2 separate regions of the Mus musculus genome follow, and region 2 is linked to region 1. A link is a loop called in an ENCODE intact Hi-C map of the cell type or tissue named here. Cell type or tissue: left cerebral cortex. All regions are shown on one strand. Each heading gives the region's core, and the rest is flanking DNA. Links, peaks and the distances in the headings are about the cores only. Region 1 has its middle 29 kb from the start of Tlr3. Region 2 has its middle 26 kb from the start of Slc25a4.

Evidence for each region. Peaks named below come from ENCODE experiments on the same cell type or tissue, not always from the same donor. Only the 100,000 strongest peaks of a DNase experiment are listed, where the experiment ranks them.
Region 2: a loop joins it to region 1, with 8 times the contacts of the local background. A loop is called at or near these places in 2 of 42 quality-filtered maps.

The regions. Positions count from the first base shown.
Region 1 is chr8:45,435,262-45,443,599 of GRCm38, forward strand. No RefSeq gene overlaps it. Among named protein-coding and RNA genes, the nearest start is that of Tlr3, 29 kb to the left of the region's middle. In left cerebral cortex, for the core only: a CTCF peak has its summit at 4,125 (motif pointing right); a DNase peak (open chromatin) is centred at 4,107; H3K27ac peaks cover 232 bases.
Region 2 is chr8:46,232,936-46,241,273 of GRCm38, forward strand. No RefSeq gene overlaps it. Among named protein-coding and RNA genes, the nearest start is that of Slc25a4, 26 kb to the left of the region's middle. In left cerebral cortex, for the core only: CTCF peaks have their summits at 4,225 (motif pointing left), 4,428 and 6,438 (motif pointing right); a DNase peak (open chromatin) is centred at 4,131.

The DNA of each region.
Region 1 (8,338 bases), core at 220-8,219:
ACCTCATTTTCTAATGGGGTTATTTGAATTTCTGGAGTCCAGCTTCTTGAGCTCTTTGAATATATTGGATATTAGTCCCCTATCAGATTTAGGATTGGTAAAAATCCTTTCCCAATCTGTTGGTAGCCTTTTTGTCTTATTGACAGTGTCTTTTGCCTTACAGAAGCATTGAATTTTATGAGGTCCCATTTGTCAATTCCTGATCTTATAGCACAAGCCATTGCTGTTCTGTTTAGGAATTTTTTTCCCTGTGCCCATATCTTTGAGGCTTTTCCCCACTTTCTCCTCTATAAATTTCAGTGTCTCTGGTTTTATGTGGAGGTCTTTGATCCACTTAGACTTGAGCTTTGTACAAGGAGATAAGAATGGATCAATTTGCACTCTTCTACATGATAACTGCCAGTTGTGCCAGCACAATTTGTTGAAAATGCTCTCTTTTTTTCCACTGGATGGTTTTAGCTCCCTTGTCAAAGATCAAGTGACCATAGGTGTGTGGATTAATTGCTGGGTCTTCAATTCTATTCCATTGATCTACCTGTCTGTCGCTGTACCAGTACCATGCATTTTGTTCTTGTTTTTGTTTTGTTTTTTTTTTTTAATCACAATTGCTCTGTAGTACAGCTTGAGGTCAGGCATGGTGATTCCACCAGAGGTTCTTTTATTGTTGAGAATAGTTTTTGCTATCCTAGGTTTTTTATTATTCCAGATGAATTTGCAAATTGCCCTTTCTAACTCAGTGAAGACTTGAGTTGGAATTTTGATGCGTATTTCACTGAATCTGTAGATTGCTTTTGGCAGGATAGCCATTTTGACTATATTAATCCTGCCAATCCATGAGCATAGGAGATCTTTCCATCTTCTGAGATTGTCTTTAATTTCTTTCTTCAGAGACTTGAAGTTCTTATCATACAGATCTTTCACTTCCTTAGTTAGAGTCACGCCAAGGTATTTTATATTATTTGTGACTATTGTGAAGGGTGTTGTTTCCCTAATTTCTTTCTCAGCCTGTTTATCCTTTGTGTACAGAAAGGCCATTGACTTGTTTGAGTTAATTTTATATCCATCTACTTCATTGAACCTGTTTATCAGGTTTAGGAGTTCTCTGTTGGAATTTTTAGGGTCACTTATATATACTATCATATCATCTGCAAAAAGTGATATTTTGACTTCCTCTTTTCCAATTTGTATCCCCTTGATCTCCTTTTGTTGTCGAATTGCTCTGGCAGGACTTCAAGTACTATGTTGAATAGGTAGGGAGAAAGTGGGCAGCCTTGTCTAGTCCCTGATTTTAGTGGGATTGCTTTGAGTTTCTCTCCATTTAGTTTGATGTTGGCTTCTGGTTTGCTGTTTATTGCTTTTATTATGTTTAGGTATGGGCCTTGAATTCCTGATCTTTCCAAGGCTTTTATCAGGAAGAGGTGTTGGATTTTGTCAAATGCTTCCTCAGCATCTAACGAGGTGATCTTGTGGTTTTTATTGTTCCCATATTCTCAAACAGACTTACATCATGATAGCTTGGTAACTGGGAAATACCATAACGCTGGTTGCCTATTTTAAATGAATGAAGCTGAACACTTTTTTCATATTGATTATTTGCATCTCCTGCTCACTAGAGTTCCTGCGTATGTCACTCAGAGTGAGTTTTGTGCATATAAGGGATTTCCAATAATATATCTTTTAATTTAGCAAATCCATTTCAGAGAATTTGTCTCATAGATGCAACTTTGGAAACTGAGGAAAGTCATATGAAAATACTTTTATTATTTTAATAATAAAATTATTTTATTAATATAAGCTAAATGTGCTAATTGTATTAAATGTATTTATAAGTTAATATGCTAATAATATTAATATACAGGATATGTTAGTATGCCAATGCTCTCTTTATAAATAGAATAGATAATGGCAAACAGAAGCAGAAAGAAAAGGCTGGAACCAGGGATGTCTTGAGCATTCAAAGGTCCATCCCTAGGGACCAGCTTCTGTCAATTAGGATGTGCAAACTTATTATCTGGCTGCAGTCCTAAAAAATGATACCTCCTATAGCAGAGTATGTCTTAAATAACCTTTTCTTTTTTGTGCTATTTACTAATGACTCTCTCCTTAATTTATGACAGAAAAGATCAACTATACAATCTTTGTTAGAAGAAGTAAATGAAGTAAATGAAATATTTCAATATTGTGCTATGTAACAGGGTTAATGTGTTAGAATTATCAGCTTTAGCAATAAAAGATAGTTTTGCCTCAAATCAAACAATTCTAGGATGTTTTACAGACCTAAAGAAACAAAGAAAAACAAACAAACAAAAACAATGTTGGCCAACACTCTTCTATATGTATTCATTAAAATCTTAATTGATGCTTTGTCGAGTTCTGAAGAGTGTCTATAGAAACGATCACTTGATAGTGACACCATCTGATTCTCCCATAACCAACACTTTGCCTGCCATTATTTGGTCCTGTGTGATGACGTGTTTTCACAGAAGCAAATCCATCCTGACATCTAAAAATGCTATGTAAAGTTAACTTTCTTTTTCTTCACTTTATGACCTGGGATCCACATTTGAAACAACCATCCCCATCCCTCCCCATGTTCTGCACCATGGTTGCCTTAGTATATATAATACTATTCCAGTGAACATGACAGAAAGGAGATTAAGGATTCCAGCTATGTAGCCATGGTTGGCCATGATTCCAAAGCATTCTGGAAGAAAGAGGCATTCGGTCCATGAGAGCACCGTGGAGCTTGATAATGGGAAATCGGAGAACTGCATCGCTGTTTTATCATTGAATGACTATGGGACCTTGTGCAAGGCTACTAAGGTCTTGAAGTCTCATATTTTCCATATGTGAAGAATGCTGCTGATAATTTCTGCCTGAGAGGACTATGGCATGGATTAAATAAAACCATGTGTGGACATATGACAAACAACACATATTCAACTAGTGGCCATTGCCGTTGTCACTATCCTGTTTAATAAAGTTTCAACAGATTTTTTTTTATAGTAAGATGCATTCATGGCAGTGTAGTTTATCAGATCTGTCCATTTGCCCTCAATAGACATAATGATATGGATTGTTAGGAACAGGAGTGGCAGATTCAGGAAAGGAGCAGACACAATCGCCCTTCAGAAATGAGCTGCATTAGGGGAGATAGCCTTAAAACCAGGTAGGCCATGATTGGCCTTACCCAGAGGTAAGGCAGCATTATGAAGTTAGTACATCACACCAGCAGCAAACTGACGGGACCTTGGTGGTAAGGGAATTATAGACAATAGGAGAACATCAGCAGAGATAGCTTAAAGTGAAAGAGGAGGAGTTGGTTGCCATGGGTAGCAAGATGCAGGAAGCATACAGGGGGAGAGAGACTATAAGAGTATGTAACATGGAAGGAGGCAAAAGTCCCCTATTCCTATGTTACACATTCCCCATCCTCCACCAAGTGGGAGGGTGGTTAGCTTGGCATAGCTCAAAGACAGTTTCTGGGTGGGTATCAGAGTTGTTTGAGATAAGGAAGAGTGTTTGTTTATAATATTCTGTTATAGTTTTAGAAGAGGTAGAGACCTGAGCTCTACAGGAAGCATGATCGGGCTTGAGAGAGGGAGAGAGAGAGAGAGAGAGAGAGAGAGAGAGAGAGAGAGAGAGAGAGAGAGAGAGAGAGAGAGAAGAGAGAGGGAGGGGGAGGGGGAGGGAGAGGGAGAGAGGGGGGCAGGTTGCTAGGGAGTATGATCTAACAGATGCAATATGCCTCTATCCTCTGGTTCCTTTATGACTGCCTTTTTATTTTCCTTTCTTCCTTCTTTCCATCTGTCCTCCACTCACACCCAGAATCACACATGATGTATAATCACATGCAACTCCAGACAGACTATGATGTTAAAGCTGGCTTGTGGCAGACCCAATCTAAGCCAGAGTCAGGCTTCCAAGGCATGACCCCATCATAATTGCTGCCGTGCCTTAGACTTAAGGATTGCCTCAACGACCTTGTAAAACATGCACACGATGCTAGGAATGCATTGTTTGCAATGCTTTCACAGTTGTACAGAGGGAGCTTGACTTGATCCTATTCCTCATTCCGTTTCCAATTAGGTAACTAGGAAGTGAGAACTGCTGTTTCAAAACTTAACACTAGATGGAGCAGAGAGATCATTTTCCCCTTTCACTTTAGCCGTCCCTGAGTTTAGATGCTGTTTAGATGCTGGCTAAGTAAATCTAGAGGACTAAATAACTCTTGTAGAAATTAGAACAAATGGAAACTAAGTTTTCTCTTTTCTCGACCTCTTTATCGTTTCCTTTGTTGTCTCTTTCTCCCTGTGGTCCTCTGCAGTGCTAAACCGGATCAGTGTGTTGTTGTTGTTTTCTTTGAAGCATTGTCCTCTGGTTAAATGACCTGAACTACAAATAGCATACTTACAGGGCTAGAAGGTTAGTTTGGATGTTCAGCACTGCAATGACATATGTACAGAAGATAGTTGCCCTACTCCACATTCCAGTGACTAACGAATAAGCAAAGGGCGTCCCCTCTGCCTTTTTCCTATCGTTTATATCAAATGCCAGTAGTGAATTCCTCTCAACATGCCAGACCCAGTCAAATTGGATGCATACACAAGCATGTGTGACTTTAATATATGAAAATATAAAGCCTGAGTAGTATAACTAACTGAAAGGCTGTATGCTTAGCATGTGTGGGTGAAACACTGGGTTTGATTTTTAGCAACACACACACACACACACACACACACACACACCATGACTTGAGATCTTGAGAAGTAACTGTATAGCTATAAATTATTTATGAAACTTTGTTATCATTCAAAGACAGGTGGATCTCTATGAATTAGAAGCCATCCTGGCCTACAGAGTGAGTTCCTGACCAGCTAGGCTACTTAATGAGGCCCTGTCTCAATAACTGCCCTTGCAAAAGTTAAGGATTTTCCTAGCAAGTTAATTTCAATACAAATATATGTGTGTACTTAAGCACTAATTAAGGCAAAACTAGAAATATTATTTTTCTAAAACATTATTATATATCATTACACGTGTCATACCTCTGAGGGTAGGAGAATGGGAAAAAGAAAATGGTAATTAATGTGTTTATTAAAATTATGTGTATGATAGGGGAGTTTAAGATATATTTAATTAATCTTTGAGAGTTCCATACAATGTATTTTCATCATATTCTCTCTTTTCCTCCTCCTAACTCTTGCCAGATACTCCCCAAATCCTTACCCCCTCCTGTTTTATTTTGTTAATAACTCAGTTTGTGCTGGTCTCATATATCCATGAGTGTGCAGCCATTCCCAGGAGCATGGTTGTCTCTTAGACAAAGTGACTCTTTCTCCTCCAGAAGCCAGCACCTGCCCACAGCTCCTCAATAGAGGAGGGGTCTCACAGGCTGGGACTCTGACTTGATCATATGCAGGCCACTGTGGGTTCACCAGTGCAGTGCCATGAAGACACTGTTCTATTCTGGTTCTTCTCACCCTCTGGATTTACAATTGTTGCTCCCCCTCCTCCTTGTGATGGTCCCTGAACATGTGCGTATGTGTATGTGTGTGTGTGTATGTGTGTGTTTGTGTGTATATGTATGTTTGTATGTGTGTGTATATGTGTATGTATGTGTGTATATGTGTGTATGTGTGTATGTATATGTGTGTTGATGTGTGTGTGTCCATGTGTGTGTCTCTCTGTGTGTGCATGTGTGTGTCTCTCTGTGTGTGCATGTTTGTGTGTGTATGTATATGTGTGTTGATGTGTGTGTGCATGTGTGTGTGTGCATGTGTGTGTCTCTCTGTGTGTGCATGTGTGTGTGTGTGTGTGTGTTGATACAGATGTCACCTTTTTGGCTGAGCACCTCACTGACACTCTGCACTTTAACTAGTTGTGAGTCCCCATGCTGACCACCCTTCACTGCACAGAGAGTCAGGAGAAACGATCTTAAGAGAGAGGGAAGTAACGGAATACAGGTGACATGAGAACAGAAGGGAAAGAGAACCTTCTGGAAGGGGAAGGAGCCCAGAGTATGGGGAAAGGAGAGAAAAGCACAATGACACGTAAGCAGAACAAGGCCATCGTGAAAGCCATTGCTCTGCATTCTAACTTAAAACAAGGTCAGTGGGGTAAAATACAATGAAAAACAGCAATTATACGCACACAGCAATCTCCACAGATATGGGTGCTGTCAGCAAATAAGGTAAAATGTACTCAGATGTTTTTATTTTCTTGCCTATCCAGTAGAAACTTCCTCTGCACTCTTTGTCATGTGTTCATGGTCTTTGGGAACGGTGGTGGCTTTCTGTTCAGATGCTTTGCTCAGGTTCTCTTTGTTGGATTTGACTTTGCATACAGGTTGTGTCCCCTAGTCTTTCCAGCAAAGGTGTCCGATGGGAGCACACACTACTGACTGATGTGTTGGTCAGTGTAAGCCTGGGGGGCTCAGAAGGAAGGCTGAAGTCAGCACGATGCTCTTCTGAAACTGAGTCATTTCGGGTTGTGTGGAAAGAGACTCCGGATGCTGAACTCAGCAGGCCTTGACTGGTGTCACTGACAAAAGCTCTGCCTCTCTGTGAGGATGGGAGGCTTAGGGATCTCTGACTGTGCACAGTGACCATGCTCATCCCTTAGGGCTATGACCCCAGCTCCTTATAGCAACAGGAAGAAAAAGACCTGGGTCTCCGTATAACCTCACGTGTTCATTAGCCACCATCTTTTGCCTCTCCCTGGGCTATGCCACTGATAAACAGACTCATGGCTCTGGTTAAGTTCGATGACACGAATGGTAGGAGAGTTGCTCACCTCCAAGTCAGACGGGGAGAGAGAATGTAGCTTTCCTTATTATGTTTGTCACAAAACAGCTTTTCTCTGCAACCAGTCTCAGGTCACTCATTGGTATCAGATTGCTGGAGTTGGAGCTAGGGTAGGACTGTGATCAAGATTTTATTTGGCCTGATTTACTATTTAAAATCCAGCCTTTAGTAGATGCTCAATTTCCTTAATGCTTAGTACTATGGTTTGAATATGTGTTTCTAAATCCATATGTTAGAATCTCACAATTTTATTTTTATTATTAATTTATTTGTATGTATGTGTGTGCACATACATGTGTGTTTACTTTTCTTTATACCTGATGAGACATGTATCCTCTATACTATGAGGGCATAATAACTAAGTTTATAAAACCAACTGACAGCTTAACAAGAAAAAAAGAATACAATTTTGCTATGTGCAAAGTAAGGGCCAGTTTCCTCCAACCCTAGGCGCATCTAGAAGCTCCCATCCCCCAGGAAAAGAGAATGGACTTGTAGGCACAGCAGAGGAGAGTAAGTGGCTGGTAGTAAACCCACCCAGGTCCTCGGAAGATTGGGCAGTAGCCCGTGACAGTGTCTGCCTGGAAATGACATCAGCCTCATTAACTTCCTGTCAGATGAGTTCATTTTCACTGTTGACAGGTTACCGGGGAACAAGTGACTTCCTTTTATGGGGTTTGTCTTTTGACATATGAGAAAAGTTCAGACGAAGCCGTTCGCTGCATTTGTTTTTCCTTGGGTGCCACAGTTTGGGTATTGAACATCCTCCATAAAGGGACCATCCATTGAAGTCTTGTTGCCCAGCCTGTGGTACTATTGTGAGGTGCCAGAGCCCGTGGTAGATGGTTGTGGGGAGCCGCCCTCACATTCGCCGTTGCAAGATGGCGCTGACATCCTGTGTTCTAAGTGGTAAACAAATAATCTGCGCATGTGCCAAGGGTAGTTTTCCACCCCATGTGCTCTGCCTTCCCCGTGACGACAACTCGGCCGATGGGCTGCAGCCAATCAGGGAGTAATACGTCCTAGGCGGAGAATAATTCTCCTTAAAAAGGGACGGGGTTTCGCCATTCTCTCTCTTGCTCTCTTGCGCTCTGGCTCCTAAAGATGTAAGCAATAAAGCACTTGCACTCTTGCACTCTTGCTCTGGCTCTTGCTTCTTGCTCCTAAAGATGTAAGCAATAGAGCTCTTGCTCTCTTGCTTCTTGCTCCTGAATGTAAGCAATAAAGCTCTTGCACTCTTGCTCTGGCTCTTGCTCTCTTGCGCTCTGGCTCCTAAAGATGTAAGCAATAGAGCTCTTGCTCTTGCTCTTGCACTCTTGCGCTCTTGCGCTCTGGCTCCTAAAGATGTAAGCAATAGAGCTCTTGCTCTCTTGCTCTGGCTCTTGCTTCTTGCTCCTGAAGATGTAAGCAATAAAGTTTTGCCGCAGAAGATTCCGGTTTGCTGCGTTCTTCCTGGCCGGTCGCGTGAACGCGGGTAAGAGTTGGTGCTGAGACCCGAGACGAGAAGACCTGGGACGAGAAAACCCGGGACA
Region 2 (8,338 bases), core at 78-8,077, 800 kb after region 1:
ATCACTATTCTGCTCCCCTCCTAGAGCTTCAGGAGCTGCCAGGAGGGATGCTGGGCATTTTCCTGTTGCTAGTGGCAACGTCTGTATCCCAGTGCTCAGAAACTCCAGTAGCTGAGCAGCCCCCAAAGAATACTTGTAGGGGCAGCAGTGGAGATTGTACCGAGTAGGTGACCCATCTGACAGGAGCCCGGGGCAGGCTGGGAAACGGGTAGTGACAGAATTGTGCAGCTTTGTGTTTTAAATCTCATTGCCCCCTTCTTAACCTGCAACCCCAGTGGGGCTCCCTCAGCCTCTGGAAGGTAAGAGCTGATGAAGCAGGAAAGGGGCAGTTTTGGGTGTGCGCACCCTGTCATGGCTTCAGGCTGCACCAAGCTTGTTCCAGAACACCCTTACCTTCTTGTACCCACTAACGCTGGGCACAGCTATTGCCTGCCCTCCAGGAGAGGTGCTGTGTAGAGACACCAAGGTCAGATTTAAGGGAGGGGAGAAGAGAAGTGCGAGGGGAGGGGAGAAGCAACAGATCAAAACATTCCCAGAAATCAAAACCACCTTCAACTTTCTCCACATTTGAGTGAACATTTTGTAGGCACACACTGAGCTATGAAAGGGGTGGTGCCTGAATGACTTTGGCCAACAAAACTCTGAGGGGTCCACGAGATGTGTTTGTGAAGGGAGCAAGTCCTTGAAGACTCTGGGTGATGTAAGAGGCTTTTGCCTTCCGGACCTCTTCTTTCTAAGCCCTGAATGTGACTGCCATCTTAGCAGGAGGCTCATGGCAGTCACCCCTGCTTGTGGCTCAGACTGCCTGCCCGGTGTTAACCTACCGTATTGATGGAATTAGCTTCTAGATGGAGTTTGCTTGTATATTTTGTAACCTTGAGGCAGTGTCTCTCACTTCTTGCCAACACCCTCCCCCCAATCACTTTATGTTTACTCCAGCATCTCATCTGTACTTCTTAGATGATAAAGATATATGGTGATTATCAATGTAAGTTTATTTCAAATAATCTATTGATCTGAACTATTACATTTCTAAGATAACTTTGTTTTGATTCAAAGGAAAGCTAACCAGACTATGGAGTTGTGCAGCCCTACAATGGTGTTATTGATATTGTTTTCAATATAGTTTCAATATAATTTCCAAACACTTTTTGAAAATAGCTCTTCTGATTCTTAGGATACAGTATAGTGTTTGAACTGGGTCTCTACATTGCATTTAAGATACTGCAGAAAACATCTAATTTTGCTGAAGTTACCCAACTGGCATCCTTAATTTTTATCACCAAGGAAGTGACTGTATAAGGAAAAAGAGCTGCAGCCCTGAGTCCCTAGATCCCTGCTTCCCATAGATCCCTCTTCCTATAGTCCCATCCCTCCATAGTCCCATAGGTAGCAGCTCCTGCTAGCATTCTGGGCCCAGGGAGGTCTAAGGGCATTTCCCTGGTTCCTGTATCACTGTTGAAAGATGGCTAGGAATTTCCAAACACTTTATGAAAATAGTAAAGAGTAGGGAGGAAATAGAATGAGTACAGGAAGTCAAAACACTGCTTCTTGAACTCCATCTGTGGCCGCTGCATCTCATGCTCAGGAGCATCACACATCCCTCTTGTCTCTACTTCCTGACACGGAACACATTTCCTTAAACACACTTCGTTGAGGCTTGCTTCTCTCCCTTGGGGTCTTCAGGGCTTGAGACCTTTCCTCATGACCACTCACCAGCCCACACAAAGGGACTCCCTTTTGTTCATGTTTGACAAGCATACAATTAGAACCATGTGAACTACAGTGAATGAAGCCTAATCTATGTCAACTAGTCTGGAAAGCTGATTGATTAGAACCTAGTGATTTCGGAGAGTTAGAATGTTGCAGATCTGTTATCTAGTTCCTGTGATAATCAATCTTAGCTAAGATTTGTTTGGGTCTGGAGTCAACTAAAGGCATGCCCTTGGGCAGGTGTCTGAGGATGTTTCCAGGATCAACCCAGACAACTGAGGAGAAACAATGTTGCCCTTGACTTTGTTCCTGGCTGTTGGATTTGTCTGTTGTGGTTTTCCCAGCTGCTCCTTTGTTGACAGGAGAACCCAGAATCTTCAGGCTCCGATGATATAAACTGAAGACCAGCGGCTCTCGGGAAATCTCCTATCTGGACTGCAGAGACACCATGCTGGTGGGCTGAGCATGCACTACTGGGTTCTCCAGCACACAGACAGCCAATGTTGGACTTCCCAGCCTATATGATGTGAGCCCATCCTGAGACTCCCATTTGAAATATACATTGGTTCTGTTCCTCTGGGAGAAGTAGCTCTCAGCCTTTCAACAGTTGTGACACTTTAATATAGCTTCTCCTGTTGTGGCGACCCCTAATCATAAAATTATTTCCAGTGCTACTTCGTAGCTGTAATTTTGCTACTGTTATGAAACATAATGTCAATATTTTGGGAGATAGAAGTTTGCCAAAGGGGTTAAAACCCACAGGTTGAGAACTATTGCCTGAGGGACCCCTACCCAACAGTCTTAAGAAGACTTAGTAAGCATTCATTGCCCACTTCCGTGTCTGTACTAATATCTTTATGACTATCATGTGAAACCCTTGAATGTATGGACAGACCATAGCTGTCACCAACCCTACCAATGTCAGCAGATAGCAGCTGAAACCAAGGCAAAGATTTCCCCACTTCGATGTAAGCCGATGTGTTTGATATGAATTTGTTTTGTAACACTAACACCTCCTGACACCTTTTCCTTCTTCCTTTCTTTCTTTCTTTCTTTCTTTCTTTCTTTCTTTCTTTCTTTCTTTCTTTCTTTCTTTCTTTCTTCCTTCCTTCCTTCCTTCCTTTCTTTCTTTCTTTCTTTCTTTCTTTTGGTTGGCTTTTCGAGACAGGGTTTCTCTGTATAGCCCTGGCTATCCTGGAACTCACTTTGTAGACCAGGCTGGCCTCGAACTCAGAAATCCACCTGCCTCTGCCTCCTGAGTGCTGGGATTAACTAACACCATTTCTACATTGGAACAAGGTATTTGCAGATCCTTGAGTGGTATTGGCATTCCTGATCAGGGGAAATGAGATCCAGTCTCATGTAGCCCAGGCTGGCCTCAATCTCACTATGTAGCCAAAGATGACCTTGAACCTCTGGTCTTCCTTTCTCTGCTTTGGAATGCTTAGATTAGAAGGCGTGTATCACCACATCTAGTTTATATAAGGCTGAGTGTCCAGCCTAGGGCTTTGTGCACACTGGGTAAGCCCTCTACCAATGGACCCACATCCCAGCCCATGAGATTCTTAAGAAAAAAATAATGTAAAGACCCACATGTGATTTACGTGGGAAACTGGTACAGTAATGGTCCAGCTTACCCTCTCTCAGGCTGAAGGGTAATATTTCATTTTGGTCTTGAAACATGCATGCCTTGTACATTAAAAATGGAGTGTTTCGGTGTTTTTTGTTTGTTTGTTTTCTGGAGACCTTCAAGCTTGTAAACAGTTCAACGGGCATTAACTACTTGGATTTCCTGAGAAACTTCCAGAAAGGCAACAATGAAAGGATCAGGAACAAATCCTTCCCACACTCATGTCCTGCCCCTCTGGGTTGGCCACTGCCATTCTTATAGATTCCACAGTCCTACCAACATTCCCGGACAGGCTTTCAGACAGGCTGGACTCTTAAAATGCTCCATCTCTGGGCTGCTCTCCCTGGGGGCCCAATGTCAATGCATAGCAGGCAGCCTCGCCTCTGATGTCCAGGGGAAGCTGGCCTTTGGGACAGAAGGTGGCATAGAAATGGAACTGCCGTACGTTGTTAATGAAGTTAGTCTTATAATTAAAACCATTTTTGCAAGACCCAACCTGCTTTCCCGGGTGAAGGAGGTTACCCCAGTGCATGGAGGGTGCAGGGCACTGTCTTGGTGTGACTCACCTCCCCCTGAATAACTTCTGCAGCTCCTGAAGAGCCATGCCCTATTTTTAGCTTCAGCCTTCTGGAGCACTTGACCTTTTGCCTAGATAGGGGACCTTATAGTGGAGAGTAAACTTTAGCCTGCTCAGTCCATGCTACACAGGGACCTACATTAAAGTTAAATTGTGCTCTCTTTAGGACACTTGCAATGCAGAGGGGCTACTTAGAACAAAGTAAAATTGCTCATAGACACACACATGTGCATGGATACACACACACATGTTGGTAACATCACCTTCCATGCCGGAGTTATAACTTTTTTCTTTTGTATCTCTTCTGCCATCTACTGTATGAAGTTGGCATAAATGACATTTATGAAAATATTTTAAACCCCGGGCAAGTATCATTTTACTGAAATATTAATCCTGCTCATTTCAGAATAACAAAAAAACTTGCACATAATATTCAGAAATAAAGAGGGTGTGGGGAACTTTTGGGATAGCATTGGAAATGTAAATGAAATAAATGCCCAATAATAAAAAAATAAAAATAAATAAATAAAAAGAGCTCATGGACTTGAAAGAGAAGCAGGAGGAGTATATGGGAGGACGTTGAGGGAGGAAACAGAAGGGGAAATGATATAATTATGTTATAATCTCAAAAACTAATACAATTTTTCAATAAAAAATATTCAGAAATAAAGAAATACCATAAGTCATTAAAAATTATTACTAAGAAGTTTTTCTCTCCTTTTTAAAAATGAAATTGTTCTTTACTGTGTTTACTGTTGTTATAACTGAGTAGTTGAGGCTAGGCAATTTATGGCAAAGAATTTATTTCTTGCCATTCTAGAAGCTAAAATGTCCAAGCTTATCTGGTCAGAGCACAGAACATCTCATGGTGAGGGACTGTGAGGGCTGGTTAAGCCGTTATGACTAACAGGCACCGCTGTCTCGTCATAATGGATCATCCTTTCACTTGCTCACCCTTCAGCTGCTCTAGGAGAGGTTGGAATTCCAACGCTAGTGCTGCAGGACTGCAACTCTGTTGCTATTGACTTTTTGCGGTTATAGAGTTACTTTTGTGTACGAACACACCTGCCTTCCCAGATGCACAGGATGCAGGACTACATTCTAGTGACCCCCTTCCTTCTGACTAACCTTTGTGTTCCCTCAGTGTTAGTGATGAGAGTAGTCCACTCATGAAAGCAGAGCCCTATGGCTCATTCATTGTCCAAAGATCCTACCTCAACTGCCATTAGCATTTAGTGAAAAGACACGAGTCTAAAGCAATAAACCAGCACACCTGTGACCTTGCGTGTCTCTCTCTTGCTCTTGCTTCAACGGCTGTTTGCCTGTGTTCCTTGAGAATGCTCCCTTGAGTCAAATCTCTATACAGAAGCTGGGGAGGGAGGAGGTCTTCCTACTTTTAAATATGTATATTTACAGATTTATCTATTGCTTCATGTGTATGTGCTTGAGTGTGTATCTGTGCACCACATGTGTACAGGTACACAGAAGAGGGCATTGATTCTCTGGGACTGAAGTTACTGGCTGTGGTTAACCATCCTATGTGAGTGCTGGGAATGTATCCTTGATACTCTGTGAGAACAGCAAGTGCTCTTAACCACTGAGCCATCTGGCCAGCCCTTTGATGGGATCTAATTCATTCTGTCCTTATCATGGTTCAGGGCTGCCTTTTTGCCTTCTGGAAATGGTCAGGGTCAGTGACAAAGATGCTAGAGCCCTGTAGTCCCCATCTGTGGCCCTCAGCAGCACCTCAACTCTACTGTTCTCTTCTTCCACCTTAAAGACCATCCTTCGTACTGTCTGGAATTCTGCGTGTGGTCTTCCTAGTGTCTGGAGTTCTGCGTGTGGCAGCTGATACACTCTTTTCTTCTCTCTTTTTTTTTAAAGATTTATTTATTTACTTATTTATTTAATGTATATGGGTACGGGAAAGAAATACCCATGGAAGGAGTTACAGAGACAAAGTTTGGAGCTAAGACAAAAGGATGGACCATCCAGAGACTACCCCACCCGGGGATCCATCCCATAATCAGCCACCAAACCCAGACACTATTGTATATACCAGCAAGATTTTACTGAAAGGACTCTGATATAGCTGTCTCCTGTGAGGTTATACCAGTGCCTGGAAAATACAGAAATGGATGCTCACAGTCAGCTATAGGATGGAACACAGGGCCCCCAATGGAGGAGCTAGAGAAAGTACCCAAGGAGCTGAAGGGATCTGCAACCCTATAGGTGGAACAACAATATGAACTAACCAGTACCTCCCAGAACTTGTGTCTCTAGCTGCATATGTAGCAGAAGATGACCTAGTTGTCCATCATTTGGAAGAGAGGCCCCTTGGTATTGCAAACTTTATATGCCCCAGTACAGGGAAATACCAGGACCAACAAGTTGGAGTGGGTAGGGGAACAGGGTGGGGGGAGGGTATAGGGAACTTTCAGGATAGCATTTGAAATGTAAATAAAGAAAATATCTAATAAAAAAATTTTAAAAATGTATTTGAGTACACTGTTGTTGTCTTCAGACACACCAGAAGAGGGCATCAGATTCCATTAGAAATGTCCTCAAGCATTTCTGATGCCGGCAGCCTTGGCATCAGAACTTCGCCAAGGACACTCCTTGTGTGCGTCTGGCTCAGACTGCTTATCTTTTAGTTTCACATTCATGTACCCTTAAGCTCCACATCAGTTACTTTGTTTAACACTGTCTCCTACCTCCTGCATCTTAGTTTGGGTCCAAAGCAGCAAGCTAAAAGCTGTCTCTGTCCTCTACACACTCTCCCCACACCACGCAATAAGCCACCGGAGTAGTATAAAAATAATTCCTACCTTCTCTTTCTTGTCCATTTGATTTCACACTACTTTGTCTTGCCCAGATGGTAAAGATACCTCTTAGTTGGCCTCTGTGTTTCGTCTGCCCTCTTCCATCATGGACTTGTTCCATCATGGACTTCCATCATTTCTTGTTGCTAGATGTACGATCCTTTAAACCATAAGTGTGACCACTGTCAGTTTCCTGTTCAAAAGCTGTCATATTCCATTGATTTAAGAGTAACTTCCCAAAGACTTATTCGTGTGTGTGTTTTGCCTGAATGTGAAGCCTATGTGTGCCTGCTGTCTTGGGACACAGAAGAAAATGCCAAATCTCCTGGAACTAAAGTTGTGGGTAGCTGTGGACCACATGTGAACATTGGTAACCAAAACTGGGTTCTCTTCAGAAGCAACAAGTGTTCCAAACTGCTGAGCCATATCTCCAGTCCCAATTTAATAATAAATTCAATAGCTCTTGGCTTATTATACCAGGTCTTCCCCATCTCTCTCTCCCTCCTTTCTTTCTTCCCTTCTCCTCCCTCTCTCTCCTCTCCTCCTTTTCTTTCCTGTGTGAGGAGATCAAAGACAAATTATGGGACTCAGTTTCCTCTTAGAACCGTGTGGGCTCTAGGGACTGAATTCAGGGTCTTAGACTTGATAGGAACAATCTTGCTGAACCACAATATTTGTATTTGAAGCTGAACTATATCCCAAAAGTTTGATTATAGATTATAGTCATATGAATAAACCATTGTATTATATTTAAATAAATCCATTTTTAAAGCACCACTTACAATAATAGAAGTAAAAGATACCCCTCAAAGTCTGGTAAGAGATGCCACTAAATTCAAACCACCACATTTACCTTTTTAAAGTGAGGTTTCAAACCGACAGAAAAAGAGAACAGTAGCCAAGGCTAGATTCCTGACCCTATATGTACTTTCTATCCTGAGACATGGAATTATATATTTGATGTTGCTTTTATAGTTTTTGTGACAAGAGAAAAATTAGCCTCGCCTCTACAGTAGCCAGAGTTGGAGTCAACTCCACAAATTTATTTCAGTGTACTCTTCTCTCACCCGTCCATTTTAAAGTAAGCATTCAGTCAAGGCAACTATTTCAGTTCGGTCCTCTTTTTGTTCTTTATTTGCTTTTATCTTATGGGTACGTGTGCTTCTTGGCATGTGTGTATAGTGTCTGAGGAGGCCAGAAGCATGTTGGATGTCCTGGAGTTGGAGTTAGAGGCAGTTGTGAGCTGCCTGGTATGGGTGCTGGGAACTGAGCCCAGGTCCTCTGGAAGAGTAGCGAGTGCTCTTAAGTGCTGAGCCATCTCTCCAGCACAGCACCCCCCCTCCTCAGCTTCATTTTAAGTTTTGTTTCTATGCTGATTACTCTCTCTTTTTTTGGGAATTAAAAAACCAGTCATTCTTTACAGTACCATACACACTGGAAATCTTTAGTACAGAGACACAATACCACTGAGTTTAAGGCTGTTTGCTACTGTCTGTCCCATTAGATTTAGTGTATATGAGCTACATTGAGCTCTTTGATCCACTTGAACTTGAGTTTTGTGCAGGGTGATAAATATGAATCTATTTGCATTCTTCT